2 separate regions of the Homo sapiens genome follow, and region 1 is linked to region 2. The links are chromatin loops, found by intact Hi-C in ENCODE. Cell type or tissue: sigmoid colon. All regions are shown on one strand. Each heading gives the region's core, and the rest is flanking DNA. Links, peaks and the distances in the headings are about the cores only. Region 1 overlaps LOC105373281 (a long non-coding RNA gene). Region 2 has its middle 22 kb from the start of DISP1.

What was found. A loop is a pair of places that touch in the nucleus more often than their neighbours do. Peaks named below come from ENCODE experiments on the same cell type or tissue, not always from the same donor. Only the 100,000 strongest peaks of a DNase experiment are listed, where the experiment ranks them.
Region 1: it touches region 2 in a loop (5-fold over the local background); 25 of 110 quality-filtered maps call a loop at or near these places.

Annotation. Positions count from the first base shown.
Region 1 is chr1:223,678,003-223,693,917 of GRCh38, reverse strand. It overlaps LOC105373281 (a long non-coding RNA gene), which reads left to right. Exons shown (of 3, transcript XR_949164.2): 2 at 3,090-3,146; 3 at 15,836-15,915. It also overlaps the pseudogene RNU6-1248P. Among named protein-coding and RNA genes, the nearest start is that of CAPN8, 20 kb to the right of the region's middle. In sigmoid colon, for the core only: CTCF peaks have their summits at 9,319 and 9,521; a DNase peak (open chromatin) is centred at 9,557; H3K27me3 peaks cover 344 bases.
Region 2 is chr1:222,785,062-222,800,976 of GRCh38, reverse strand. No RefSeq gene overlaps it. Among named protein-coding and RNA genes, the nearest start is that of DISP1, 22 kb to the left of the region's middle. In sigmoid colon, for the core only: a CTCF peak has its summit at 8,049 (motif pointing left); no DNase peak of the experiment used is centred there.

The DNA of each region.
Region 1 (15,915 bases), core at 8,409-10,908, 890 kb before region 2:
GGGAGAGTCCCTTCAGGACAGCTCCTGTGCCCTTCTGCCGTGTCCTCATCATTCTTCGAGCACCCCCTTACTTCCTGGAACATGAAGCTATTCCAGATTCCACTTATAATTTTTCTGCCCTAGTTCTGGAATTAAACATTTCTTTTTTTGTGGGGGGAAATTAAGCATTTCTTCAAGGAGCCTTTTTTTTTTCTTCTTTTTCTTTTTAGTGAGGAATAGTATTTAGAAACCAAGATCTGGGTGCTTAGTGCTACTGGAATTGCTTCTATTGCCTCAAGGCAGACAGATCTCTGTTCTCTGTATTAGAGGACACTCTGTCCACTCTCTAGCTAACAGGCCCAGCCAAGAATTTTCTTATTCTTTTTTTTTTTTTTGGCAGAGTCTCCAGGCTGGAGTGCAGTGGCAAGATCTCGGCTCACCGCAACCTCTGCCTCCCAGGTTCCAGCGATTCTCCTGCCTCAGCCTCCCAAGTAGCTGGGATTTCAGGTGCCTGCCACCATGCCCGGGTAATTCTTGTATTTTTAGTAGAGATGGGGTTTCATCATGTTGGCCAGGTCAGGTCTCGAACTCCTGACCTCAGGTGATCTGCTCACCTAGGCCTCCCAAAGTGCTGAGATTACAGGTGTGAGCCACCATGCCAGGATGAATTTTCTTATTCTTTAGGAGAATGTACCTTGATTTGATTTGTTATTCACTATTGAATGGGGCCAAGACCATAACGTTACATACTAGCATGTAGATTTTTGTCTAGTATAGCTACTAATAATTTCATTCAGGGAAAAAAAATAAAACAACAAAAGCTAAAATAAAAAATAAAAACCAAACAAATAAACAAAAACCCTAAATCCCAAAGGTTATAGTCTTCTTGCCCTGTATAACATTAACCAGTTTTGTATACCACCCCAAAATTCTATTTTAACATCTTTTATTCAGTGCCTATAATACTTAATCTCTCAAGTTCTCTTGAAACCAACTTTACCATCCCACTCATTCTCTCATTAATTAGGTAAACGAGTTTTTAAAAAACCAGGTACATAAATCTAAACATAATGCTCTCTTTATAAATGTAAATAAATAAAATACAATTTTAACTCATAAAAAATTATACCCACGCTGGTGCAGAGCCTCTCCTTTAATCCCAGCACTTTGGGAGGCCAAGGTGGGTGGACCACCTGAGGTCAGGAGTTTGAGACCAGCCTGACCAGCATGGTGAAACCTTGTCTCTACTAAAAATACAAAAATTAGCCAGGCGTGGTGGCAGGTGCCTATAATCCCATCTACTTGGGAGGCTGAGGCAGGAGAATTGCTTGAACCCCGGAGGTGGAGGTTGCAGTGAGCCGAGATCGTGCCATTGCACTCTCTAGCCTGGGCAGCAAGAGCGAAACTGTCTCAAAAAAAAAAAAAAAAAAATTATACCCAGCTGGGTGTGGTGGCTCACACTTGTAATCCTAGCACTTTGGGAGGTCCAGGTGGGTGAATCATTTGAGGCCAGGAGTTCGAGACCAGCCTGGCCAACATGGTGAAACCCCATCTCTATTAAAAATACAAAAAATTAGTTGGGCATGGTGGCACATGCCTGTAGTCCCAGCTACTCAGGAGGCTGAGGCAGGAGAATTGCATGAACCCGGGAGGTGGAGGTTGCAGTGACCTGAGGTTGCACCACTGCACTCCAGCCTGGGTGACAGAGACTATCTAAAAAAAAAAAAAAATTATACCCTGCCACTTGAATTTAAATTGGCCTCCAATTCCAAATGACCACAATGTGATTTATTTTAACCTTCCCTCTTTCCATATTTGTAATTCTCTTCTCCAACAGTGAGAGATATTGCTTTCATCCTTCTGAATATATTTATTTATTTATTTAATTCAAGAATACACAGAAAGTAGTTTTAGAATCACAAACCCATACTACCATGAAAATTACAACTACCAACTAGGTTAGGGTTCAATGTTTGTTTATAGTTCGTTTTGTCCTTACTGAGAAGATATAGTCAAAATGCTATAGACAAAGTCTCTTGAATTACTTAGTTTCCCCCCTATTCAATAGATTCTTTTTGAATCTGGCTGGGCACGTGGTGGCTCACGCCTATAATCCTAGTACTTTGGGAGCCAAGGAAGGATTGCCTGAGGCCAGGAGTTTAAGACCAACCTGACCAACATAGCTAGATCCTATCTCTCCAAAAAAAAAAAAAAAAAAAAAAAAAAAAAAAAGAGAGAGCGATTCTTTCTGAATCTAAAATCTGTTTAGAACAGGAGTGGCTTGGTTTACTCCACTACCCTTTGTTAGAGTGTTTCTAACTGTGGCGGTTCCTTTCACATGAAAATAGGGCCCTCACTTTTTGTATAGGTGGCCATAGACATATAATAGAAATAACAAACAGACAAGTAGCAGAATATACAAAACAGTTGCGTTTTGATCACTTCCCAGGAGTTGTGCATTCAATTTACCAGTGACTTCGTGTTTCTACTAGCCTTTTGCTGATATCCTAACTACACATTAGTTCTTTCCACCCCACGTGGAAAATGACAGTATTGGCGTACTTTAATTAACTCCAGATAATTTTCTCTATTTAGAACTCTGAGAAGTTGATCTCTCTCCAGAGGACCCCAGATAATAAAAAGCATTCTAATTCTCTAGAGTTGGGCCATTCAAAGCCAGTTTTAAACAAGAGGTTGAATGATGTCCCCACATGTTCAATTTTATATATGGTGTTAGCATACTTCTGGTGATAAGGGAGTTTTGTTAATGACTCATATAAATGACAGCTTAATTTTTAGTTTTTAATAGTTGTGCTGTGTGCTTTGCTCTCATTTTTAATAGTTCGCTGTGTGATTTGTGTCCTGTTAGGAACAGGATTCTAACAAAGCCTAACTCTTGGTGAAATCTGGAGTTTATCATCAGGTCCCTGGCCCTGTTGTATCACCCTTTCCCACCTTGATGGTAGTCTCCCTGTTTTCCTTGTATGCAGTGCCCTGAGGAGATCTTTTTCACACATTTAAAAGTCTTCTTTCATCAAAGTATCTGAAAGTCAGTCACATGAAGTTGCAAATAACAGATAATAGCTTAAAGTGTCACTCTTCTCTCCTAGACTCCTACAGGACAACCAGGGACAATCATCTTCACAGGAACCTATCCTCCCTGCTGGGTATGTAATTTGCATAATTTATAGCGCTGGGTGCAAAATGAAAATGTGCTTATCTTGTTAAAAATGCAGGAAAAAAACTGTAATTAAAATACTAAAATATAAAGCCTGTGCGGTGGCTCACGCCTGTAATCCCAGCACTTTGGGAGGCTAAGGTGGGCGGATCACTTGAGGTCAGGAGTTCAAGACCAGCCTGGCCAACATGGTGAAACCCTGTCTCTACTAAAAAGACAAAAATTAGCCGGGCACGGTGGTGGGGCGCCTGTATTCTCAGCTACTTGGGAGGCAAGAATCGCTTGAACCTGGGAGGTGGGGATTGAAGTGAGCCAAGATCGTGCCACTGCACTCCATCCTGGGCAACAGAGTGAGACTCTGTCTCAAAACAAACAAACGAACAAACCCCTAAAATATAAAGCTTTTTTTTAAAAAAACAATTTTTATAAAATGTAATAGGGATAATAGTGATATATGAGTAATGACTAAACCTACAAATTGCAAAAATGTACCATTTTTTGTTTCACCAATTTATATAATACAATGGATAATAATACTTTATTAATGTGAAATCTTGATTGGTCATAAGATTTTTCTGACTCACTTCTCTGCAAATCATTTCTAAAGCCATCAAAATTTATATATATATATATTTTTTTTTTAAAAAGGGGCTATGCTAATCTTCTCTGTATCATTCCAATTTTAGTATATGTGCTGCTGAAGTGAGCACCAAAATTTATATTTTCAAGATGATGACAGCAGAGTAAGAAATAAAAATAAAATCCTAAGCCTCCCAACCGACTGAATGGAGTGCCTCTCAGCCAAGTGGACCCCAGAGGAACCTTAAAAACTGAGTTCCCAGCCATAAGGGGATGGGAGGTCAGATACACCTCAATATGCCCTATCCTTATTCATCTTTAACCAGAAATTTTTCCTAAGGAGTACACGGAAATCAGCCCTGGGGAACAAGATACAGATGACTCTACTTCATTGCCTTTAGCCAGTCATCTGAGGCCATGACTGGACTCCCCCTTCCTTTTTGTGGTTTTTTTTTTTTTTTTTTTTTTTTTGAGACGGAGTCTCGCTCTGTTGTCCAGGCTGGAGTGCAGTGGCGTGATCTTGGCTCACTGCAAGCTCCATCTCCTGGGTTCACGCCATTCTCCTACCTCAGCCTCCTGAGTAGCTGGGACTACAGGCGCCCGCCACCAAGCCCGGCTAATTTTTTTTGTATTTTTAGTAGAGACGGGGTTTCACCGTGTTAGCCAGGATGGTTTTGAAGATCTCCTGACCTCGTGATTCACCTGCCTCAGCCTCCCAAAGTGCTGGGATTACAGGTGTGAGCCACCGTGCCTGGCCTTTTTGTGGTTTTAACACAGCAACTAACCAGCATTCCTTCCTGGTAAGAGATCACTGACCACAGAGTGGTTCTCAGCAGTTTGCAGAAGATGCACGTTGATGGTTTTTGTGTTCTCTGTTTCACCTTTTGATGTCAGAGGGCCAAAAACTCCACCCTTGGATCATGCAAGCATCATCATTTTTTGAACATGTGACGCATAAAGAGGCATGAAGCCCAATTGCACATGCACATGTTTCTCTTTTCATAAATATTCATGACTCCTCCTATTGTGTACTAAATATGTATACTTAGCCAAGCCATTCATTATACATTCCTGTTTTATCCATCCCTGCCTCGAAGTACCTGCTTCTGACTTCTGTCACAGGCTACACTTCCCAGCCTGTAGGAATGGCCACCTTGCAGATTGCAACACTTCATGAGAAATAAACCTCTTATTTCAAAATTTATGAACCTCACCACTCGTTAGTTGACAAGAGTATTAACCTAAGCATGGGGCCCCTCTTGGAGCAGGGCCCTTATGACTGCATAGGTTGCTGCCCATGAAGCTAGCTAGCCCTGCTGACCTTGTTGCTGGTTTTCCAGGAGTAGATGCCGAGACTGTGCTTGGTGTACAGAGTATTTATTAGGAATCAACATCCGTGGATGAGAGGAGGAGGAAGCAGTCTTGGGCAGAGGGAAAAGTCAAAATGTGATGCAATTGTGACAAAGCTTTGGCCATTCCTATGGGATGTTCTGGACCATACACGGCCCATCAGAGATGCTAGATTAAGCCAAAATGTCTGTGTCTTTATACCTTACTTCTATCAGTCATTGGATGTGAACTGCCCCAACTTTGGGAGGTGGGATTAGCAGAAAGTTTCCAGGTCTCAAATCCTTTAGAGTTTGTTTCAGTTGCAGAGAGCTAACTCAACCAAGGGCATGACCCTCCCAGGCTGAGCAACATCCTGCTTTCTCTTCTGAAGAAAACAGTAGCAAACCAAATCCAGCTCTCTATATATGATAATATATCACAGCCAATAGCTGAGGTCAAGAATAGTAGATTGACCTCGTGTGGTGACTCACGCCTGTAATTCCAGCACTTTGAGGTGAAGGTGGGAGGATCGCTTGAGGCCAGGAGTTTGAGACCAGCTGGGCAACATAGTGAGACTCTGTCTATACAAAAAATTAAAAAAAAATTAACCTGGTATGGTAATGTGTGCCTGTAATCCCAGCTACTTGGGAGGCTGAGGTGGGAGGATCACTTGAGCCTGGGACGTTCAGGCTGCAGTGAGACATCATCGTGCCACTGCACTCCAGCCTGGGTGACAGAGCAAGACCCTGTCTCAAAAAGAAAAAAAAAAAAAAAAGGAAATTGCTTAAACATTAGGGAATCAGAGAATCAGTCACTGATGGATTGATATATATTAACAGAATGATGCATAAAGATACAGATATAGAAAGGTTGAAAATAAAATGATGGAAAAAGATATACTATGTGAACAGTATGAGAAGGAAGCTGGCATAACTATATTAAAATCAGACATAATACTTTAAGGCAAAAATCATTATTAGAGTTAGAATGAGGTTGTTTGTGATGATAGAGGCTCAAATCAAGAGGAATGTTAAAAAGGAAGAGGGATAACTCAAGGGAAGGTCAGCGAAGATTGTGGAGGAAATTGTGTGTTTCCAGGAAGCTCCAGGCTCCTCACATTTTCCCCACCAGCCAGCAGATAGATATTCCATAGTTTAATTTCTTTAGCTTAGTGCTTTATTGTATAGTTAAAATTAAAAAAAAGAAAGCAAGAAAGGAAGGAGCCATCAAGTTATGAAAGGACATTGAAGAAACTTAAATACATATTACTAAGTGAAATAAGTTGTATTAGTCCATTTTCATGCTGCTGAAAAAGACATGTCTGAGAGTGGGTAATTTATAAAGAAAAAGAGGTTTAATTGACTCACAGTTTCACATGGCTGGGGAGGCCTCACAATCATTGCAGAAGGTGAAGGCACATCTTATATGGCAGCAGACAAGAGAGACCTTGTGCGGGGAAACTCCCATTTTTAAAACCATTAGATCTTGTGAGACTGATTCACTATCATGAGAACAGCACTGCAAAGACCCGCAAAAGTCATTATTAGAGATAGAATGGGGTTGTTTGTGATGATAGATGCTCAAATCATTTTTCCCCATGATTCAATTACCTCCCACCGGGTCCCTCCCACAACATGTGGGAATTGTGGGAGCTACAATTCAAGATGAGATTTGGGTGGGGACACAGCCAAACCATATCACTAGTCCGTCTGAAAAGGCTACATAACATATAATTCCAAATATATGACATTCTGGAAAAGGCAGAGCAATGGAGACAGTAAAAAAAAAAGATTTCTGGGTGTTTGGTGAGGGGTAGATGAACAGGCAAAGCACAGAGGATTTTTAGGGCAGTGAAAATACTCTGTCTGATACTATAATGGTGGATACATATTATCATATATTTGTCAAAACCCATAAAATATACCATACTAAGAGGGAACCCTAAAGTAAACTACAGTGATAATGACATGTCAACATAGGTTCATCGATTTTAACAAATGTACCTCACTAGTGTGAGACATTAATAATTGGGAAGCTGTGTGTGTGTGAACATCTTACTTTCTTCTCAATTTTTTGTAAAGCTAAAACTGCTCTGAAAAATAAAACTATTAATTAAAAAAATTAATAGGAGTCTGTGTACAGAGATTCTTTTTGTACAAGGAAAAAAACCAACTCAAATTAAGCCAAAAACAAAAGTAAATGCATGATAGGTCTTGGTCCTGCTGCTTGATGACTTAAATCTAAGGTTATGGCAAAACATCTGAAGCTCATTGCCAGGCTGTGATGGTGCAGGACCCTAAACAGAATGCTCACAATGGAGGGGCTCATGACATTAAGCCACAGAGGCACTATGAGAAGCTTGCCACAGGTGACAGCGACAGAGCTGTGAAACTTGCCTGTGGATCTATAATTTGGAAGTGGCCCACAAGATGAACTCCATGGGAAAGAGTTGGGCAGATAGATACATGGCAGGGCTGCTGAGTCCTGTGTGCAGGACACCCAACACGAAAACCTCATCCATTTTGTGCTGTCGCCTCTTTTCTTCCTCCAAAAACCCATATGATGTATATTTCTCTTACCTTTTTTCCCTGCAGTAAACCTAATCCTATAGATGCAAGAAGGCCTGCATATACAGAAGCAATCCCTGCAGTCAGCAATGGAGCCTCTCTTCTCTTAAGTGACAGAGAAACTGAGTCACAAAGTAGTCTAGGAGTAGAATGATGGTTGCTAGAGGATACAAGGAGTGGGAAATGTGGAGTTGGTGCTCAATGGAGATAAAGCTGCAGTCTTGGAAGATGAAAAGATGAAACCTGCGGTTTTGGAGATGGATGGTGTGATGGTTGCATAACAATGCGAATGTACTTAGTGCCACTGCACTGTACACTTAAATGCTAAACCTAGTACATTTTATGTTATATATATTTTATCACGGTAAAAAAAAGTCCAAAGTAAATGCATGCTAAAGATTCTGGAATGTCATTGTAAAACCAAGGTAGAATACGCATGCCTCAGGAATAACCTAAACAGAGACTCAGATAACATTGGGATCCCCTTTTCAAGGTGGGAGGAAAAGTGCCCAAACTTTATTTTTCACAGCTTCAACCATCAGATTCAAGTCCAAAAATCTAGGGAAAAAACTCATTGACCCATGTTGGGTCAGGTACAGTCTCCCATATCAATCAACTATGCACAAAATGTGCCCATGCCACCAGGACTGTGGGGTGTGTGGTGGCCAATTTTGGTAAATACTCCATGTGCATTTGAAAAGAACACGGACTTTGCTGCTGTTTGGTGCAGTATTCTACATATGCTAAGGAGGCTAAGTTTGTTAATTGTGTTATTCAAATCTTCTATATCCTTATTGGTATTTTTGTCTGCTTGTTCTATCCGTTACTAAGAGTATTGTATTAATATCTCATATTAAGATTGCATATTTTCCTTTTTGTCTTGCCAATTTTTATTGTACATATTTCGTGGCTATGTTGTTATAAGTATACAGTTTTACTACATCTTCCCAGTGAATTGATCTTTCATGATTATGAAATGTTTCTCTTTATCGCTAATAATGCTTCTTGCCTCAGGGTGTTCTTTTTCTGATATTATATAGCTATATCATCTTTCTTTTGGTGTTTGCATGCATTTCTTTCTGTACTTTTATTTTTAACTTTTCTATATCTTTATAGTTAAGCTATGTCCCTTTGTTGCTTTTAACTAGGCTGAGAATTTTTTTAATGCAATCATTTAGATTTAATGGAATTACTAATATGTTTGCATCTAAACCTACTTTCTTCTTTTTGCTTTTTGTTTGTCCCATCAAGTCTATGTTTTCCTTCCTCTCCTTTTTTTTTTTCCTTTCTTTTGGATTAACTATTTTTTATTATTTCATTTCACCATTAGACTGGTTTTTACTATCCTTTTGGTGGTTATCCAAAATGTCAATAATGCAGAGGCTAAGAAACCCTGACTAACCTCTTATTTTCTCTAAACTGGCAGTAAAATCTAGAGGTTTGATTGGATTCAGTTTATTTTTTGGGGGGTGGACAGAGGTCTTCACAGATGAACCTATATTGTACACCGTATTATATGAGAAGGCAATAATGTCCCATGCATAGATGCACAGATTGATAAGTGGGCTTAGGTGTTTCAGTCAGATCCATCTATTATAAAGTTCTCCATTCGCCTTTCATCTAATTGTGTTAGCATCCATTGGTGATGGCTACCTAGACTCATTATGTCATTAAGGGTTGCCAGACGGTGACTCCTCTATCACTTGTTCTCCTATTTGCTGCAATTCTTAAGAAGAGCATTGCCTTGCCAACTACTTACAGTCCACACAGGAAAGGTAGGATAAATGCATGATTGATGAAGCAGGAAAAGAGTGTTACTATGCAATATTACACCAAGCACTTGGTTTTAAATTAATCTGAGGCCTGTTGGAGGAAACAGACATCTAGGGGGCAGCAGAGACCACCAGTTGCTGGAGCCATCACTGATACCTTTAACATGAGTTACCTCTGACTGCTGTCGCTGCGCAGTTTAATTTCAGCTGGCTAGAATCCCAGCTGCTCTGAGAGGCCATATTCCCTTGCTGGCTGCAGTGAGGAGCTGGGTTTGTCTCTGGTGCCTCCTGGTCCTTGTTACCTGCTGCTGGAAGGTGAGAGAGTATCTCACCTGGGACTAGCAGAGGAACCCAGCAGTCCTGTGTTGGGGCTAAGGGGGAGATGTGGAGGGGAGAGTGGACTCTGTGACAAGAATGCAGACTCCATCAGTTCAACTCCCTGGGTGCATTCTACATAAAGTGATCGTTTGTCACTTTAAACAGTGTCAATATGGTATCTTGGATAAATGTGTGGGCTTTTAGCTAACACACTTGGGTTCCAATCCTACTCCTGCTACTGAGGAACTGTGGATGAAGCTCAGCTTTCTCACCTGTAGAATGTGGCTGGTGATAGTTGCTATTGCACGGCATTGTTGCAGAAGCAGGAGATGGTGTGTGTAAAGGGGTCAGCCGGGGACCTGATGAGCAGGCGTGTGTGTGCACCTGTGTGCTGTCGGAGCAGGGAGCCCCTCACTATTCCCTGGTGAGGCTCGGCCCAGCTCCCAGGCTGATAGCTGTGTTCAATGCCCAGCAGCCTTTCGCCTCCAGAGAAGTGTAGCTAGACAGGGTGCACAGGAGGGCTGGGCTCCAGGCTCCCATGCCCTCTGTGTCAGATGAGCACAGGAAGACCCAGGGTTAAAGTGACTTCTCCAGGTCACTCAAGAATGTGGCAGAGCAGAGGCTGGAATCTAGATTTGCAGACTCTCAGTCTTGAGCTTGTATTGGCTGCATCTAAGTTACTATTTTCTCTGGATACTCTTACTGCTTCTCGAAATCCTTAGGTTGTCTTGGTTTAAGTTGTAGTCGCAAACATTTTCAGAGACTCACACGTGAAATGAGCCCTCAGTATACATGTGTACTTTAATTCATACAATTATACTCATCACGGGCTTAACTATACTCTGTCTCTTACCAGTCCAAGAGTGTGAAATACAAAGTTTGAATATGACTTATATATTTAGCTAATTATTAATTCATCAAGCATGTATTGAACTCATATTATGTGCCAGGTTCTAAGTCACAGAAAGAAATTTGAGATAGGCTGGGTGCAGTGGCTCATGCCTATAATCCTAGCACTTTGGGAGGCACAAGCGGGTGGATGACCTGAGGTCAGGAGTTTGAGACGAGACTTGCCCACATGGTGAAAACCCATTTCTACTAAAAATACGAAAATTAGCTGAGTGTGGTGGTGTGCACCTGTAATCCCTACCTAGGAGGCTGAGGTAGGAGAATCGCTCAAACCCGGGAGGTGGAGGTTGCAGTGAGCCGAGATTGTGCCATGCCACTGCACTCCAACTTGGGAGATGGAGCGAGACTGCATCTCAAAAAAAAAAAAAAAAAAAAAAAGAAATTTGAGATAAAGGGAATAGAGACATAAGGATGAAAAATACAGTCCCTGCATGCAAGGAATTTCAACTTTAATGGGAGTAGTGGGGAAGATATGGAACGGAGAAGCCAACCTTACAATTCAGTGAGATGCATGGGCTAGCCTTTACCTTGAGAGACATTCTGGAGGAGTGATATTTGAACTTAATCTAGAAAGGTGAGTCATGCCTAAGCAGGGAGAGACCAGAGTGACTGTCCTTGCAGCCAGAAAGAGCATAGAGGTGTGAAAAGGCATTGTGAGTTTGGGGGGTGTTTCCAATGTTAGTTCTGCATGGAGGAGATATGGGCAGACAGGGTTGTGACGGTGACAGGGCTGGGACACCCAGACGCTGAGGGTCACAGTGCTGTACCAAGGAGTTGGGCTATCATCTTTAAGGCAAGGTGAGGAGCATTGAAGTACCTTAAGTGACAGGATCAGACTGTGGAGATTGGAGGGATTTGAGAGATTTGGAAGGCTATTGTTGTGCTGCAGGCTAGAAGGAATAAAGAATTGTACTTAAGTCATGGCTGTGGGGATGGAGAGGAAAGAAATGACTCAAGGGATGGTTACAAGAAAGACTGGACAGGACATGTGTTTAAACAGTGACCATGGGAAGGATCTGCAGCAGTGTTTTGGGACGAACCTTGAGAAATTGCTACCATCTGCCCAAGTTCCCACCTGGCTATTACAGGTTCAGCTTGAGGCATTTCTCTAAAATTCCTTGTAAATTGAAAGTCTAACAAGAACCTATACTAACAAGGACCTGTTAATGTTTTATCCTCCTTTGCCTTTCCTTTGAAAACCCAGTGGAGAACTCAGTGTTCTCTTTGGACTAGTGACTGGGGAGCTGGGGACGGGAGATGAGGCTCTTTCCAAGTGCAGCCTAGACCCTAACTGCAAGGGAGAGTGACTGAGGGGCTGTGGATACCACCTTCCCAGCTGATTTCACTGCCAGGCCTGCTGTGGGAACAGGCTTGTTAGATTTGAGGCTCCCTGGGCAGGATTCTTAACTCGTAAATATCTCCCTCTCTACCTGCTGTGGGGATTTCTTTTTTTACTGTCCATGTTCAAAATTGGATTAATTGTAATCCTTGATTCATAATACTCTCATTATTATTAGTCAACACATGGCTTTCTTTACTTTACTTTTCTTTTCTTTTCTTTTTTTTTTTTTTGAGACAGAGTATCACTCTGTCACCAGGCTGGAGTGCGGTGGTGCAATCTCAGTTCACCGCAACCTCCGCCTCCCAGGTTCAAGCGATTCTCCTGCCTCAGCCTCCCGAGTAGCTGGGATTACAGGCACACACCACCATGTCTGGCTAATTTTGTATTTTTACTAGAGATAGGCTTTCACCATGTTAGCCAGGATGGTCTTAATCTCTTGACCTCATGATCCGCCTGCCTTGGCCTCCCAAAGTACGGGGATTACAGGTGTGAGCCACCGTGCCTGGCCAGCACATGGCTTTCTTTAATTTCTTTAAGTTATTATTAGTAGTATGACGAACTGGGCACAGTAGCTCATGCCTGTATTTCCAGCTCTCTGGGAGGCCAAGGTGAGAGGATTGCTTGAGCCCACGAGTTTGAGATCAGCTTGGGCAACATAGGGAGAGCCCCATCTCTACAAAAAATACAAAAAATACAAAAAATTAGCCAGGCATGGTGATGTGTGCCTGTGGTCCCAGCTACGTGGGAGGCTGAGATGGGAGGATCAGTTGAGCTCAAGAGGTCAAGGCTGCAGTGAGCCACGATCATACCACCGCACTCCAGCCTAGGCAACACTGAGACTGTCTCAAAAACAAAACAAAAAGTATGATGAATTCCTATGTATCCACCACCCCACCCGAGAACTAAAAAATTACTTAAAACTTACGTCTCTCTATATGCTCCTTCCTCACTTCGTTTCCCACTCTTCAGGGTGAAAGAGACCACTATTCTGATCTTCGTGTATATATTTTCTTTTTTTCATGAGTTTTATTTCATATATTTGTATGCATATGTTATATTTTCCACATTCAAAATTTCTCCACTAAACAGGGAAAAGAGAAAGACCCTTTACATGGAGAAGAGCTAATATGCACTCCTTGAAATTAGAGCCTGGCAGCTTCCCGTATATAATTCTTATTAAAAATATTAAAAATTGGCCGAGTGCAGTGGTTCACACCTATAATCCCAGGACTTTGGGAGGCCAAGGCAAGCAGATCACTTTAGCTCAGGAGTTCGAGATCAGCCTGAACAATACGGTGAACCCCCCCAATCTCTACTAAAAATACAAAAATTAGGCAGGCGTGGTGGCGGGTGCCTGTAATCCCAGCTATTGGGAGGCTGAAATGGGAGAATCGCTTGAACCTGGGAGGTGGAGGATGTAGTGAGCCAGGATCGTGCCACTACACTCCAGCCTGGGTGACAGAGTGGGACTCCATCTCAAAAAAAAAAAAAAAAAGAAAGAAAAAAGAAAAAAAAAGTTAAGAATTCCTCTTTCAAAAAAAAAAAAAACTTTCAATAGAATGAATAGTCCAAGAAAACATCATGTTGGTGCTCCAGCATGTTACCAAGCACCCCAGGGGGCATATGTCCCCAGTTAGAGAGCCACTTCTGGCAAGGTGGCTCTGATAGGCTGAGAGAGGTACAGCCCTCTGGCCAAGGAAGTCAGGGGCTAGCTGCTGGGGTTGCAAGCACACCAGAGCTTGTGAGTTTGCAAACATACAGGGCTCCAAGGGGTGTGGGCATTGATGTTATGTGCCACAGCAACCAGTCCCTTAGCTTGGTCAGTGACATGGGACCTGTGTGATCTGGCTTAAGAAGGTACCAGGGCCAATTAGATTTTTCTCTTTTGGCAATTTAGACAGAGAAACACAAAGGGATTATTTGCTAGTAAGTTGTGAGAGCTGTATTAGGCAAGTCATAAGACAGAGTTGGAGCTGGAGAGGCTATGATAGGCCATGGGGAAGTCCAAGTTTTGCCGGAGCAAAAACAATGAGTAATCAGCCGGATGCGGTGGTTCACGCCTGTAATCCCAGCACTTTGGAAGCCAGGTGGGCAGATCACTTGAGGTCAGGAGTTCGAGATCAGCCTGACCAACACTGTGAAACCTTGTCTCTACCAAAAATACAAAAATTAGCTGGACGTGGTGGCAGGCGCCTATAATCCCAGCTACTTGGGAGGCTGAGGCAGGAGAATCACATGAACCCTGGAGGTGGAGGTTGCAGTGAGCTGAGATCATGCCACTGCACTCCAGCCTGGGCGACAGAGTGAGACTTCAATTCCAAACAAACAAACAAAAAATAATGAGTAGTTCAACGAGGCCAGCGGACAGCAGGACTGAATTAGACAGGTGACCAGAGCTGAAGCTTGCTAATGGGCGTGCAGCAGCGTAAGGACCCACCGTTCTGGTGCTGAGCCTGCTGGAGCCATGTGCAGCCGACATTCAGCAGAATTCACCTGCTGATTTTGGGAGGCCTGGCACCATCAAGGCTCTGGTTCTTAGATTTCTTGCTCTCACATATTCATAACTTACTTAATCCAACTTTCCATCTACCCCATGCCTGACCTGTGCCTGTACAGCTCAGTGTGACTGGAATAAAGCACACAATCAAGGTATGGTAGTTAAAAAAATGCCCATAAATTATTTGGTATTCCTTACTTTAAGAGGTGGAGGTAAATTCCTCTTTTGAGAGTGGGCTGGACATAGCAATTTGCTTCTAATGAATAGAATAAACCTGAAGTGAGTAGACAACTTCAGAGACTAGATTGTAAAAAGCAGTTCCCTCTCTGATTTTTGTATCACTTGTTCTGGAGGAAGTCAGCTGCCGTGTCATGATAACATTGAAACAGCCTAAGGAGAGACTTACGTAATGAAGAACCGAGGCCTCCTGCCCATGGCCATGCGAGTGAGCCATCCTGATAGGAGATCCTCCCACCACAGCTGAGCCATCAGTTGACTATAGCTGCAGTCGGTGTCTCATGAAAGTCTTAGAGGTCAGAACCATACAGCTAAATTCCCAAATTCCCTATGCACCGAAATGGTAAGATAATAAATATATGCTGTTCTAGACCACTGAATTTGGGAAAATTTGTCATCTGCAAAAAATAAATAATATATGTGTTGATCTGTCTTACATTAAATTGATAGTCACTAACTCAACTGGCCCTTAATGCCACCTGGCAGCATCATGTCTCTTATCCAATTTTCAATATCACTTATTTTATTTTATTTAAAAATTTTTTTGAGACAGAGTTTCGCTCTTGTTGCCCAGGCTGGAGTTCAATGGTGTGATCTTGGCTCACTGCAACCTCCACCTCTCAGGTTCAAGTGATTCTCCTGCCTCAGCCCTCCAAGTAGCTGGGATTACAGGTATGCACTATCATGCCTGGCTAATTTTGTATTTTTAGTAGAGATGGGGTTTCACCATGTTGGTCAGGCTGGTCTCAAACTCTTGATCTCAGGTGATCCACCTGCCTTGGCCTCCCAAAGTCCTGAGATTACAGGCATGAGCCACCATGCCCGGCCAGATCACTTACTTTATACCTCCTCTCTCTCTCTCAAATCTCCAACACCTCTGCCCCATTCTCACTCTCAGCTAATGCCCTTCACTCCTATTTCCAAGAGAAAGGTCAAAGCACTGAAAACAGAACTTCCCAAGGTCCAACTGTGACATCTATCCTCACACTGTGTCTGCCATCTACCCTGTGACAAGGGATGAACTGTCTGTGTCCTAAGGCCAACCTCTCCCCTTGGGCTCTAGATTTGATTTCCTCTTGGCCACTCAAAAACATCCCTCCTGAAATTCATCCCCCTCTCTATTTCTAGGTGGAAAGAGCATCGACCTGAGTCCAATCAGCTACTTACAGGTCAACTAAGAAGAGGACTGAGAGTTAACCATTGGATTG
Region 2 (15,915 bases), core at 7,028-9,527:
CTCCCAGGAAAAAGTACGTGCTCACACACACAATTTTACATACAATTTCAGTATGCTCATGGATGATCCTGTTAGGTCCATGATCCCTTATCTTGGGAAACTTTGACAAATTACATAGGCAAAGTTAACCCAATCTATTAGAGAAAAAGTATACCCTGCATTTATACATGCATATAGTTCATAGCTAAGTTCATTAGGGAACAAAGTTTGTGGGACTCTTCTTTTTTTTTTTTTTTTTTGAGACAGGGTCTCATTTTGTGGCCCAGGCTGGAGTGCAGTGGTACAATCTCAGCTCACTGCAATCTCCACCTCCCAGGTTCAAGCGATTCTCATGCTTCAGCCTCCTGAGTAGATGGATTACAGGTGCCCGCCACCACATCTGGCTAGTTTTTGTATTTTCAGTAGAGACAGGGTTTTGCCTTGTTGGCCAGGCTGGTCTCGAACTCCTGACCTCAAGTGATCCACCTGCCTTGGCCTCCCAAAATGCTGGGATTACAGGCATGAATCATCGCGCCCAGCCTGTGGGACTCTTCTTGAGAAAACCACACTATGAGAACTAACCCAAAGTCTGCTCACCTTAGGATACTTTGAAGATGTATAGAGTCAAAGATTCAGGCTTCACTTACTGTAGCTAGAGGAATGCCAACTAGTCTACAATTTTTGCTTAAGGCTCCATTTTTCTATTACCCAAAACATAATTTGAATTATCATTTCATTTGAAAAATGTCATGAATAGTTCATATTTCCTTTTCCATGCCTTTACCTTTCCTACATCATTTTTTTTAGAGGTGAGGAAAAAGGAAACATGATCAGGATAAGAAAATCCAATAGCATTTGTTAAATACCTGCGGTGTCACCATTCATGAGTTTCAGAGAGCAATTATATGACAACTCAGGTTGCTGAAGTATAATCGAGTTAAGATCATTCTCATGTAGAACAAATCCTGAGATGTGAAGAACTTAATGGTGTCATTATAATTACTGAGGATTATAATTAATTTTGGATTATGAGTGTCCATGAACTTGAAAATGACAGTTTAAGTGCAGTTTGGCTCTTTATGGAGACATTTTTACATTTATAGATTGAAATATAAGGAATATAGTGTTTTTTAAAGTACTTTCAAAGCCTTCTTCATAAAATCTATTATAAATCCCCAAACCACTAGTTAAGTTACTTTGAATCTACAAATTCCTGAGTAAAAGGAGAGTAGATGGAAAAGGAGAGAAATAAACAGAAATGTTGCAATTTTTGAAAAGTGGTATTTCTGTTATTCAACATTTTTGAGCATGCATACATTCTTACTACAGAACATTAAAAAGAGCATTAACAGCATGTTTGCAGGCTCAACATGTAGCCAGACAGAGTACAATGGAAACTACCACTGTGGGACATGACTCTGGAACCAGAGGAGGGATGAATTCCTGTCCCTCACATCTGCCTCATTGTAGCATCTAAGGCAGGATGAATGGGCTGTTGTCTTAGGGAATGAGGGACCAAGGACCCAGGGGCTGCTCCAGATCCGGTATTAAAGGAGGGCGGTCCTGGTTAAGAACAGGGCTAAGGAACATCTCCTGGAGCTGTTTCCAAAGCGAGCCTATGGTTTTCTCTTAAATTATAAAAAGTACTGCCCATAGAGTGCACTTATTTGGGATAGCTTGAGGAAGGGTGATGGAAGCTATCATGTGTGGGGGTGTCCTTAAAGTCCCACTCTGGAGCTTCTATTACACCTGCTTTCCTGTTTCTCCCACCCTCCCCATGCTGTTCTCAGAAATACCTTGCTAGCCACTGTTCGCTGGATCTCTCGCCTGAGCCACACCCTTCTCTGCTTCCTGCCCTTCAGTCAGCCTCATTTTACTGCTAGCATCACCTCTGCCTGCAGGTGCTGATGGAGGTGACCAGTCTTCTGGGTGAAGTTAGCTTACTGGAGCTTTCATCACCGTGTCATCAGGGCAGCTTAAGATTCTTCATTAAGACCACTTAATGTTGCCGGGTGTGGTGGCTCACACCTGTAATCCCTGCACTTTGGGAGGCTGAGGCGGGCAGATCACCTGAGGTCAGGAGTTCAAGATGAGCCTGGCCAACATGGCAAAACCTCATCTCTACTAAAAATACAAAAATTAGCTGGGCATGTTGGCGTGCACCTGTAGTCGGGAGGCTGAGGCAGGAGAATTGGTTAAACCTGGGAGGCAGAGGTTGCAGTGAGTTGAGGTTGCACCACTGCACTCCAGCCTGGGTGACAGAGTGAGACTCTGTCAAAAAAAAAAGACCACTTAATAAGTGCAATTATTTCAGAGGGGTTTCAGTGACCAACCCTCATGGTGACAAAAGTGGCTCACACTTATTGATTAGCTTCAATTAGTCTATTCATTCAAGGGCTTTGCATGAATCTACTCATTTAATCCTCACAATAACTAGACATTAATTTTGCTCATTCTCAAGCTTTGTAATAAAGAAAGAGTATGTATTCTTTTGAGTAGCTTCATTCATTCCACATTACTTTCTTTCATTTCTGTATAGCATTCCACTGAGCAAATGAGAACAGGATTTCCTAGCTTAGGTTTATATGAAGACTATTGTGTTAACAGCTCAACAGAGCAAGACAGGTTTTTTTTCTGTTTAATTCCAGCATGACTCATGTTTGAGTTACTAAAGTTCTTTAGACTTTTTTTTTTTTTTTTTTGAGACATGGTCTCACTCTGTTGCCCAGGCTGGAGGGTGACAGCAAACTCCTCCCCCCAGGCTCAGAAGATCCTCCCCCCTCAGCCTCTGAAGTAGCTGGGACTACAGGCACATGCCACCACAACCAGCTAGTTTTTGCATTTTTAGTAGAGACAGAGTTTCACCATGTTTGCCAGGCTGGGCTCGAACTCCTGAGCTCAAGCAATCCTCCCACCTTGGCCTCCCAAAGTGTTGGAATTACAGGCATAAGCCACTGCACCCAGTCAGGAATATTTTCATTACACTTTAAAAATTAAGATTTAACTGAAAGAAAAAAAGAGGAAAGCATTTAGGGTTAAGAGTACTTGTTTGTATTGAGAGTTAGTGGGGGAATTCTGAAGCTGTTCTGTGAGCCCCCTGAAGTTTTCAGGTGAATGCTAGATCTTAATAAAATTTAGCAAAGGGTATAGAAGAAAGGGCTTCAGAAGCTGAGGCCATAACTTAGGGGACAGGAAGAAAAGAAGGAGTTAAACTTTTAGGTCATTGTTCTCATTCTCTAGAAGTTAAATTTCCAATAACTCTTCAATCCCAAATGTTTTCATACCCACAGAGAAGTGTGCTAGAGATAAACTCTGAATGTGTTTGTTTAACCCAAACTTCTAGATTTGGATAAACTGACACTTGAAGACATAGAAACTTGGATGGTCAGTTTCTTTTAGTTACCCCTTTTAAGTCCATAATTTGTAAGAGAATGGAAAATAACCCCATCATTTCTTTTTTAGAAAAGAACAAAGAATATATTCTCCTTAAAATGTCAACAAAAGTGTATAATTCTCTTTATTCTTGCAGGAGTTTCCCCTTGTTCAAATTAAATAAATATTTATTGAGCATCTACTGTGTGCAAATCCCAGTAATAGGTACTTTCAGTACATATAAATGAGTGACAGACATTTCCTTCTATTGAGGCACTTAAGATTGGGAGAATAGGTGAGTTAAAAATACAAAGAATATCGACAGACACAGTGGCTCATGCCTGTAATCCTAGCACTTTGGGAGACTGAGGTGGGCAGATCACCTGAGGTTGGGAGTTCAAGACCAGCCTGACCAACATGGTGAAACACCATCTCTACTAAAAATACAAAATTAGCCAGGCATGGTGGCATATGCCTATAATCTTGGGAGGCTGAGACAGGAGAATTGCTTGAACCCGGGTGGCGGAGGTTGCAGTGAGCCAAGATAACACCATTGCACTCCAGCCTGGGCAACAAGAGCGAAACTCCATCTCAAAAAACAAACAAACAAAAAAACAAACAAAAAAAACCAAAGAATCAAAATTAAAGCTGCAGAAAATGAGGACTATCAGAAAGGCATGCACACACAAAAAAAGTGGTAAGGGAACCAAGAGAAAAGACTGATAAAATCAAATTTAGAACAGAGGAAAGATTTTATAGAGAACTCGGTAATGGCATTGGCTTTAAAAGACGGGCCGATTTTCATAGTAGAGAGAAGATAGGGAGCTGCATTTGCCCAGTGAAGAAAACAGTAAGGGCAAAGCTATGGAGACTGGCATATTAGGAAAACAATGAATAATACAACACATAATAATGCATAATAATAATACAAAAGAGAGATATGTGGACCCCTCCCTCCTGTGGTCCCAGTGTTCTGCCCAACACCATTTCTCCAAAAATTTATTGCATTTACTTATTGTCTTTGTTTGCTAGGGCTACCATAACAAAATACCTACAGGCTGGGTGGCTTAAACAACAGAATTTGTTTTCTGATAGTTTTGGAAATCCAAAATCAAGACTGTGTTATGGGATCTTTGGGGTGCCATTTTTCTGGCTGGAAATCTCTGTAGCCGGTGGTACCTTTGCCCAAGTTTTGCTCGGGCCTGCTGGGCTCTTTTCTCCTACTTGGCTAGGCAGGATGAACTTGTCTCACACTACTGACCTGGGTCCCATGCTTGTCAAGGATGAGTCAGGCGTGGAATGGTGAGGGGTGTGTGAATGAATCTGTGGTCCGGCCACTGCGCCCAGACAGACATGCTGGCTGCTGCAGTGGGGTGGGCAGCACCAGGTGCTGGCATGGGTGCTGGCTCTCTGAGAAGCTGCAGCTGAACCAGACGCAACACAAGTAGCTCATCATGGCTGGCACTGGGGAATATGGTGGCACCTGGAAGCTTGGAGATCCCAGGAACTGCAGGGCTTTAAAGAGGGAGTCACAGCCCTGGCTCAGGGAGCTCCAAGGTCTGGGATCCCCGAAGGGCCACAGCTCATCTCTCCTTTTCTTTGCCTGCAACATGGCAAGCAAGGGGCATGTTTCAGCTCTGTTTGCATTATAGCTCTTTTAGCCCCGCCATTCAATGGGTCCTGAGTTCTTGTCCTGTGACGAGGAAGAATGAGGTATGCAGACAAGTGGAGAGTGGGTAAGATGAAGCGGAGCTTTATTGAGTGATAGAACAGCTCGGTCTCCCACAGAAGGCAGCGCCTTTCTGTAGCTATGGTGTCCCATTGGCGAGTGTTCAGCTCCTGGCAGAGAGGAGACCCTGTTGTAGGAAGCTCCTCTCTGCAGACAAGTTATACCATTTTCTCTGCAGCTCTCAGCAGAGAGGAGTCCCTGAAGTGGGTAGCTCCTCTCTGCAGCTGTTCATCCCAATGTCTACTCAGCTCTGGATGAACCCAGGACTTTTATGGGCCTCAGAGGGGAGGAAGTGTGTGCCGATTGGTCCACAGGTGGCCATGGGTGGGCCGGGAAAAGGCACCAGGAGTTCCTACTCTGGTTCATGGGACTAGCAGTCCAGCCCACAGTCTTCAGGCCCTCCCTAGCCTGAATGTGGGGCCTCACCAGGGACCTGCCCACTTCTGCCCAGGAACCTGTCTGCCTTCAGCTGCCATCCATGGTATCCAGGCTGTAGTTGCCAAGGGGCACCTGCAGGCCAGTGCAGAGCTGCCCTTAGCCACCCTTGGCTTCCTTCCTATGCTTGTTGGTGCCCAAAGTCCAGAAGTGGCTGAGATGGCAAGAAGCTGGCATGTCAGCACTGCCCCAAGAGTGTGCACACTTGGCTGGGCTCCAACAGTGCCTGGGCTCAGCCTGACTTTGCTTCAAGATAGAAGCAGGTGCCTACAGCAGAGAGAAGCCAGGCAGTGGGAGCAGGCACTTCCAAGCCTGTGAGGGTAGGAGGAGGCCTTCCAGGGCCCCTAAGAGTGTAGAGATGCCTGGGTCTGCAGCCACAGTTTGGGCGGCTACAGCTGTGGGGGTGGAGGAGGGGCAGGAGGGGAGGTGGCTCCTGCCTGCTCCATGGAGCAGGAGGCCTGGATCTGCAGCCCTGGTTTGGGCAGCTGAAGCTGTGCATCAGAGGTTGGAGCTCCCACCTGCTCCCGGGCCCCAAGAGCACAGGGATGTCTGGGTCCGCAGCTGTGGCTTGGGCGGCTGCAGTGGCATCCAAGGAGCTCCTGCCCCAACTCAGAATGGGTGGGGCTCCCACTTCTCCCCAGTTCCTGCTGGCTTCATGGAGTGTGCAGCCCTGGCTGCGCCTCCCTGCTGCAGCTGGCATGATGGCAGCGGTTGCTACAAATGGCCTGCCACTGCCATCAACTGGAAGTCCAAGATCAAAGTGTTGGCAGGTTTGGTTTCTCCTGAGGTCTCTTTCCAGACTTGCAGATGGCTGTCTTCTTTCTCTCTGTGTCCTTACGTCACCTCTCCTCTGTATGTGTGCATCCCTGGTGTATCTCTCTCCTTTTACAAGAGCACCAGTCCTACTGGATTGGTGTCCTACCCTCATGACCTCATTTAACCCCTTTACCTCTTTAAAGGCCCTATCTCCTAATACATTCTAAGGTACTGGCGGGTAGGGTATCAACATATGAATTGGGGATGGGCACAATTCAATCCATAACACTTATTTAGTAATCTTCTGCTTATCATGAGGGAAGGGATCTGGTCTTGTTCATATCTCTACTCCATGTGCCTTAGTCCAATGCATGGTACATAAACATTTCTTAACCCACTTTTTGTTGATTTAGAGGTAGAGTGAAGACTATGGAGGTTGAAGTCAGGTGATGGAGAGATTTAGATGCTAAGAATAGGAGTTTAAATGCTTAGAATAAAGAAAGGGGCTGGGGGTTGTATGGTGAGAAGTACTATTCAAGAGAATTACTCTGTCAGCAATGTAGAGGATTTGTTGGAGGTAAGAGGAAAAGGAAGCAGGAAATTCTATCACTGTGGCCCAGGCCAGGGGCACTGAAGACCTGTTCCAAAGCTTGGATGTGACAATTGATTAGGAATGGAAGCAAAGGAGAGGAAGCAGTTCAAAAAAAAAAAAAAAAAGTTTGGGTTTTTAAACTTTATTTATTTTTAATTGACAAAAATAATTATGTGCATTTATGAGGTACAACATGATGTTTTGATCCATGCACACATTGTAGAAAGGTTAAATCCAGCTAATTAACATATCTAACATATCTATCACTTCATCAATTTATCTTTTTTCTTGTGAGATGTTAAAAATCTATTATTTTAACAGTTTTGAAATACACAATACATTATTATAGATCATTGAAACGTATTCCTTCAGTCTAAACTGAAACCTTGAACCCTTTGATCAACATTCCTTCGCTTCTCCCACCCTTCTCCCCCTCACCAGCCGATGGTAACCACAACCATCTTTCTGCTCACTGTTTCTATGAAATTTACTTTTTTAGATTCCACATATAAGGGAGATCACCCAGTATTTGACTTTCTGTGCCTGGCTTATTTCACTTAGCATAACTGAGATTTTTGAGCTTGATGACTTAAGAGAACAAGTCATGTTTCCATTCAAGTCAAAAGGTGGTGCTCAGGATGAATATGATGAGTTTGAGAAGCAGTTCAGCTACATGGATGCTACCTGAGAGATTTTCAATGTGGGAAACGAAAAGACAAGTTTAGTTCCTATTGCAAAAAAAGTTGAAAATGTGGGTCGGTTGTCCAAGAAAGAGCCGTAAGAGTAAGCTGCATGGTGGTCAAAACTTTGGCTGTTTTATTCACTCTTGTATACTCAGCTCCTAGTCAATGTCTGGCACATATATAATGTTCAATAAATATTTGTTGAATAGATGAAATAGGGATTGAGGAGTGATCTGCATTGCAGGCACTGCAGTGAGAGAGATGGTTGTTAAAATCGAAGGCATGAAAGAGGAAAAAGAGGGGAAGCAAGGAATAAGGCCAATTACTCCTACTTGACTTCAAATTATTTCTCTGCAAATTATGTGAAACACAACAGATAATTCTTATCAAAATCAAATAGAGAAAAATCAATCTCAGTACCTCTGCAAAAAAATACAGGCATTTGGGGGTGGGCAGGGTGTTGATAATGTGTTATCAAATAGCAACACCTAGTGATCAGTTCCGAAAACAACATGGGGATTTTTCAATGAGTTTTTTAGTGAAGTTTTTCATAGAACTCAGACATGCAGAAAAGGAAACTTATCGAAATTGACCAGTTTTGCAGGTGGTAGTAACAATGATAACTAATATTTGTATGACACTTAATAACTTATAAAATGCTCTCTTATACTTTATCTCATTTGATAACAGATGAATATTGTGGTAGAATAAAGGTGAGGTTGATGTAGAGAAGATGGTTGGGGTCTGGGCTACTTGTTATGATTGAATCCAGCACAGTGGCAGGCAGCCAAAGAGGAAGGTTTGATTTCTGAACAGGTTTTACTCCAACAATTTACCATAGAGTGTACGCAGGTCCTCCATCTCTGCCTTTCATTGCAGAAATGGTGGGTTATAAGCAGTGGTAGGCAAGAAAAGGGGGATTTAAAGAAGCATCTCTAAGGAGAGCCATGCAGCTACACACACACACACACACACACACACACACACACACACACGAATACGAACACATACGCATATATATGTGCACACGCACGCACGCGCACACACACACACCCTTTCTCCCTCTACCCACAGGTGAAAACTTAATCCAATTTGTCAGACCCTCTTGTTGATTTCCATTTGAACCTCATCAACCTTTTTAAATTTTCCTACTCTCAGTCCCTGAATCCTGAACTGCAGAGGCTGACTGCTCTGGGACTTGAATGCCAGTTCCAACACTTCCTTACTGCCTGACCTTGAACAAATCACTTAATCTTCTGTGTCTCAGTTTCACCACCTATAAAATGGGAGTAATAACAGAACCTACCTCCTAGGTTTGTTACGAGGTTTAAATGTGTTTGTATCTCAAGCACTTAAAAATTCCTATCTTATAATAAATATTAGCAATTACTTTTCTATCATCATATTCTAACTATTTATTTACATTTGATGCCTTTTTCCCTAAACTTCAGTTTCCTTGAGTATAGAATACTTTTTCCTTTTTTTTTAGAGATGAGGTCTCCCTATGTTGGCCAGGCTGGCCTCTAACTCCTGAGCTCAAATGATCCTCCTGCCTTGGCCTCCCAAAGTGCTAGGATTACAGGCATGAGCCACCATGCCCAGCCTCTTGAGTATAGAATATCGTTCATCTCTGAAACCCTAACACTTAGGTATGGCACATAGTAGGACTAGGTAAGCAGTTAGCTTCAGAGATTTCAGAGGAATAGCAGGATGTCTGAAGAGTTTCCTGGAATATGGTGCTATTTAAAGCAGGTCATATTAGGGGACCCAGGCAGGCTGTCCAGTCTAGAATTCTTAGCTGTCCTTAACTTGTGAATGGGCAGTCTTGGGTAGGCTAAAAAGGCACAGCAACAGAAATTGGAAGGGGATCCACGTACAAGAACTAAGGATAACATGGGCAAGATGACTCAGGATTCAGGAACAGGACAGAAACTTTGATAACAGAATTGGAGCAAATCCAAGGCTGGACTCTCACTGCATCTTTCCTGGATAGATTTAATAGTCTCGTAAGTCTCCCTTTTTCAATTATTTCTCACACTGCCACCAGAGTCAGCATTCTAACACTCTGATTATGCCATTTCCTTGTTCATAAATTAAATGTTCAGTGGCCCACTGTGTCAGCCATTGTCTCATTTTCAAACTCCTCTTCTATACTCAGTTTGGTGCTGCTGGGATCAGGACTTTGCAAACCACTTTTCTGTTTGCCAGCTGGCTCCAAGCTAGACTCTGCCAAGAGAGGTTGGTAGAGGGAGACTGCGAGGCTGGAGAAGAAAGAAGGAATTTTTTTCTGCTTCCTGTCAGTCTCACCCTAGTAATTCTTCTTCACCAGGCAGCAGCAATTAGTTTAGTCCCAGTACCAGCACTTGGTTCCAGTTGGCAGTTTTTCCAACACTTATAGGGGTAGCCTGATCATCGTGCCTCCTTCAAGACACCAGTAGCAGCCAGTCCATCCCCACCATATCCAGAGGTCCAGGTCTCAGCCCCACAGGGCCTTTCCTCTGAGCTCAGAGACACTAACACTCCAAGGTCTGAGCTTTAGCTCTGCAAAGTTCTTCTTCCAAACTTATAAGTGTTTTCGCTTTGTTTAAATATTGGTAAACATGTAACATGAAACTTACCACCTTCACCATTTTTAGTGTGCAGTTCAGTGGTGTTAAGTACACCCACATTATTGTGCAGCCAATACCCAGAACTCATTTCATCTTGCAAAACTGAAACTCTATACCCATCAAGTAATGACTCCCCATTTCCTCTTCCCCCCCATATTAATCCATTTTTGCACTGCTGTAAAGAACTGCTTGAGACTGGGTAATTTATAAAGAAAAGAGGTTTAATTTACCTACAGTTCTGCATGGCGGAGGAGGCTTCAGGAAACTTACAATCGTGGTGGAGGAGGAAGGAGGCACGTCTTACATGGCAGCAGGCGAGAAAAGAGCAGGGGAAACTGCCACTTATAAAACCATCAGATCTTGTGATAACTCACTCACTATCACAAGAACAGCATGGGGGAGACTGCCTTCATAATCCAATCACCTCCCACCAGGTCCCTCCTCCACACGTGGGGATTACAGTTAGAAATGAGATTTGGGTGGGGACACAGAGCCAAACCATATCACTCCCACAGGCCCCTGGCAACCACCATTTCTGTTTTCTGTTTCTATGATTTTGACTACTCTAAGTACCTCACATAAGTTGAGTCATACAATATTTGTCTATTTGTCCCTGGCTTATTTCATTTAGCATAATATCCTCAAGCTTCATCCACCTTATAGCATGTGTCAGAATTTACTCTCTTTTTGGAGTTGAACAATATTTCATTGTAGGTAATTAAAACGTTTATCCATGCATTCATTGATGGACACTTGGGTTACTTCCATCTTTTGGCTCTTGCAAATAGTGCCTCTATGAACATGGGTGACATAGTTTGGCTCTGTGTCCCCACCCAAATCTCATGTTGAATTGAAATTTTCGCTTGTCAGGAGAGGGGCCTGGTGGGAGGTGATTGGATCATGGGTGTGGATTTCCCCCTTGCTGTTCTCATCATAGTGTTCTCACAAAATCAAAAAATTTTAAAACACAAAATAGTTTAAAAGTATGGCACTTCCCCCTTCTCTCTCTCTCTCCTACCACCATGTGAAGACCTGTCTTGGTTCCGTTTTGCCTTCTGCCATGATTGCAAGTTTCCTGAGGCCTCCCCAGCCATGCGGAACTGTGAGTCAATTAAACCTCTTTTCTTCATAAATTACCCAGTCTCAGGCAGTTCTTCATAGCAGTGTGAGAATACAATGTGTGTACAAATATCTCTGAGTCTCTGCTTACAGTTCTTTGGAATATATATCTAGCAGTGGAACTGCTACATACTAGGTAATTCTATTATATATTTTTTGAGAAACTGCCATACTGCTCCATACTTCCAAGTTTTAATAAGTCCATATTCTTCTATTAGTTTCCTAAGCTCTAGGGAACAAAGCTTCTCCCTGAAGCTGCTTCCTTTCTGATACCTTAGTTATTTTTAGTTCTTTAATACCTATTTAATAGTTAGTTGTATTAAGTTGCTGCTCTTAAAATAACAGTTGTGATTAGTCTTTGCTGGAGATTAATTTTGTGGGAGGTAAACTTTACAAATTAATATTTAGTTATAGAGTATTCAGATTGCATTATGACTGGATTTGAGGAACAATTAATAGTATTCTGATTGGATTCAGATAGCTGTGTCCACTATTATGTGACAAATCAAGGACAGGCCCTTCAGCACATCCTCCAAGGGCTTCTCATGCACTGGGCCACTCCCACTTGGCCCCAGATCAGTTTTCCAGCCATATTCTTCATTCACCCTACCTTCTGCTCCAATGAGACCTCTTCCCATTCTCCCCACAAAGTCTTCAGCCTGCTCACCCTATTTCCTCCTCTTACATAGGAACAGCAGAACAGATGACTGGGTGCACCTGTTAGGTGCTGGACACTGCGGTAAGTGCTCTCATGCATGTCATTTCATTTTTTACTCAGAGCAACCTTGTGTCTTAGTATGTTCGGTCTATTATAACAAATACCATAAACTAGGTGGCTTATAAACAGAAATTTATTTCTTGCAGTTCCAGAGACTAGAAGTCCAAGATCAAGGTGCCAGTAGATTTGGTGTCTGGTGAGGACCTGCTTTCTGGTTCATAGTACAGCACCTCCTGACTGTGTCATGATGAAAGGGGCAAGGAAGCTTCCTTGGGCCTCTGTTGTAAGGGCATTAATCCCATTCATGAGGGCTCTGCCCCAGTGACTCATCACCTCCCCAAAAGCTCCACCTCCTAATATTATCACCTTGGGGATTGGGATTTCAACATACAAATTTATCAGGGGACAGAAACATTCAGACGATAGCACCTTGTGTCATCATTTTCCTAATTTTAGTCATAAGAGAATTAAAACTCAGAGAGGTTAAGTGACTTTCCTATAGTCACACAGCTAATTAGTTTGACAGCCAAGATTCCAGCAGCCTTAATATCTTTTTCCAGTGCTATCTATTTGTCAAAACCCTATCTAGTTTTCAACACTCTGGGAACATTCCACCTGCTCCATTAAGCCTTTGCCAGTCCTTCTATGTGGAATAAAATCTTCATTTTTCCGTTCACCAATAGCACTGTGTCTGAACCATTTTTAGAGGTGTTACAACATCATCTTACTTAGATGGAGTTTCTGTTTACTATATTTTTGTCTCCTTGAGGGCAGGCATCATGCCTTCTTCATCTTCACACTCCCACCACTGGAACTGAGCAGAGTGCCTTGTATATTATAGTACCCAATAAATGTTGATGAGCTTGAACCTCTAGGGATTACTTAGGGAGATTTGCACCACCAGGATTCATCTGTTTGGAAAATGGCTAGTTGGTTACCCTGTGACCCAGTGTTTGACTCTTCGGGTTTTGTAGGAGTCCGTATCAGTACAGTCAGACATTCCTTTTCAAGTGCTGCAAACATATGCTGTTCACAAAGCTCACTGGAGGATCTCACATCTGAAATAACCTCCCTCAGCTGTGGGGCCACACCCGGGGTTTGGCTGCCTTGAAGTGGGAGGCGTAAGGCAAATAATAGTGTTTAAGTCATTTGTTTTGTGTGGTTTCTATGTTTATTGGGATTCACTTGACCAGCCAATGTGGAATATTATATGTATAACATACATTATAATGACTATTGTTTATCTCCTTATGTGCAGCTACGGAGGACTTTGAAGGGATGTGAAAAAAGTGCTTAGATACTGTTTCAGGGGCATCCAGGACAAAGCCATGATTAATATCAAAGCATCATGCCCTCTACAAGGGCGTCCTGAGGAGGACGGCAAGTAGAGCACACCTGGCCTCCACACACCAGGCCATGTGCCCATGGGTGGTATCCTTCCAACGGGGTGCCTTTTTCTCATTCATACAGAGGCACTGAAGGGTCTGGTGGAAGGGCCCTATGACCACTCCATCTGATGAAGCTTTCCCCTAATTGCCAATGGTTCCTAAAGTTTAGTCCTTGGTCCACGTGCATCGGAATTCCCTGAGTCACTTACATCAAGAGATCCCTGGACCTTCTTGATGAAAACCTCTTAGGGAGACCAGGAATTTGTATTTTCAGCAAGTCCCCTTGGATGATTCCAATGCATAGTCAGACCTGTGGATGCAGGTGTGTTGGCCATCTCTTACCCAGTTTTTTGTACTGCTATTTGGCCCTTTGTGCATTTTAGACTTGCCTCCCTATTGAGAGCATAACTCCTGGAGGGTGGATATTCCACCATGTAGTACATAGCCACTGAGCACCTCACATGAAACAGGGTGTCAAGGAATGCATAAACTACGAGGGGCCCAATTCCTCAACAACAGGAGTTCATGCAACATGTAGATGTCCATTTGATAAATACTGCTTGAACACTTACTATGGGCTGGTGCTGTGCCAGGGACTGAGGAGACATAGCTCTACCCACATGGTTTCTACCGTCTGGGCTACAGACAAATAAACGGGCAATTACAATAGATTGTGGCAGCGTAGAAAGGAGAAGGGATGAGTGATGGGAGCCAGGGGAGAAGCAGCTTAGGCTTCGGAGGCCAGAGGTGCTCAGAGAATGCATCATGGGGAATCCTGGGAGTGAAAGGGTAGAAATCGTCATCTGGGCAGAAGAAACATGAGCGACAGCCTAGAGGTCAAAGAGAACTTCATTTGTTAAGGGAGGCTGGAGAGTAGGTTTTAAGGAGGGGATAAGGTTGGAGAGATAAACAGAAGCCAGCTCATGAAGGGCCTTGCATGCCACGGTAGGTAGAGTGGAGGTGGCCTTGGCATTAAGTGCAAATGTCCCTCCAGCACAGCAGACCTTTTATGTAGGAGCAAGTTTGGAACCAATGTCCTACAGCTTGAAGATTCCTGGCTCATCTGCTCAGGGTTAAAGGAAGAACATTGCTTTCCCCAGGAGGACTTCCAGACTGGCAATCGCCTCTCTCTGTTATGTCAGTCATGTTCCTTCCATCCCTCAGTGCTTGTGGGGGGTTAGGGGGCAGAATATTAATGTACAGGCTTGGCTAGGAAACAGTCCCCTGCATAGGGTAAGGAAGATATATTGCAGATTTAAGGGAATTGTTCAGTCTAGGAATTGGAAGAGCTGAGGAATGCAGTCTTGGCCCAGGACCAAGAATACCAGGTGCTGAAACAATAGGGAAATTTAGATTAGGCTCTGCATGAGAAGACATTACTAAATCAATGTTAAATATTATGGTGATGTGGAAGATTACCTTTATTCTTAGGAGATAGTTGCTGAAGTATTTAGGGGAAAATTGTCATGATATCTGCAACTGACACACACATACCCCCCCATATATATACACACATAGACACATATATCTATTAATATATCTATATACATGCACACATATATACATATATATATGAAAGCAAATGTGACAAAATGTTAACAATTGGTTAACTGAAATAGAAGGCACCTCTATAGATGTGTGTGCTAGAATACCTGTATGTGCTATTCTTTCAACTTTTGTGTAGGTTTGATATTTTTGAAAATAAAAAATTGGGGGAAGAAGAGAAGAAAAGACTGTCAAATATCTGGCACAATTCAGTTCTCAGACCTCAAGTTTCCTGTCTGTTTCTCTGAGATGATGGCAGTGCAAGATTTTCAATCCAGTGTATTGACGGCAGGCTTACTTCAGCACTTTGGAGCTCCCAGAGTATATAAGATCTTGAAGATTTGTTTCGAAGTTGCAAAAATCCTATTTCTTTCCTTCCTCAAAATCAAAACACACATGCTAAAAGACTTAAGAAATTGTTTTGCATGCTCTGCAAGATTCTGTTGCTTTTTGTGTTGGCAAAGGATTTACACAAACAACCTAGTCAGCATTCATTTTTAAAATACCACACACAAAATACAAAGAATGTATCATTGTTTACGTTATACCTTTCTTGGGATTTTGGTATTAAACTACCAATTGAATTCTCATTTTAGGCACTCATGATCTGTGCTGCTTTAAATAATTCAAGCACAAATGTATCATCTGTTCCCACTATATTCCTCACTCCAGAGATTTATAAAGTGTGTTTTTAGGTGATTGCATATGGACTTAAGAAATATAGCAAGGGGTTCTTTTGAGAGAAGAAGAAAATGACTTATAACTAGTGAATGCAATAAATGACATGAGAATAGGTATAATTAGCAAAGGAAAGCTGTATGCTTGAACAGTTTGCTCTGAGCTTCAACAAGTGGCACATGATATGCAATCTTCAGGGAAGTGGTTTTTCAGGAAAACTCAATCTGATCAGAAATCTCTCAGTCCACTTATCTTTTACCATCTATTTGTTCTGTAAGCATGTTTGGCAATATTCCTAAAGAAACAGAGCAT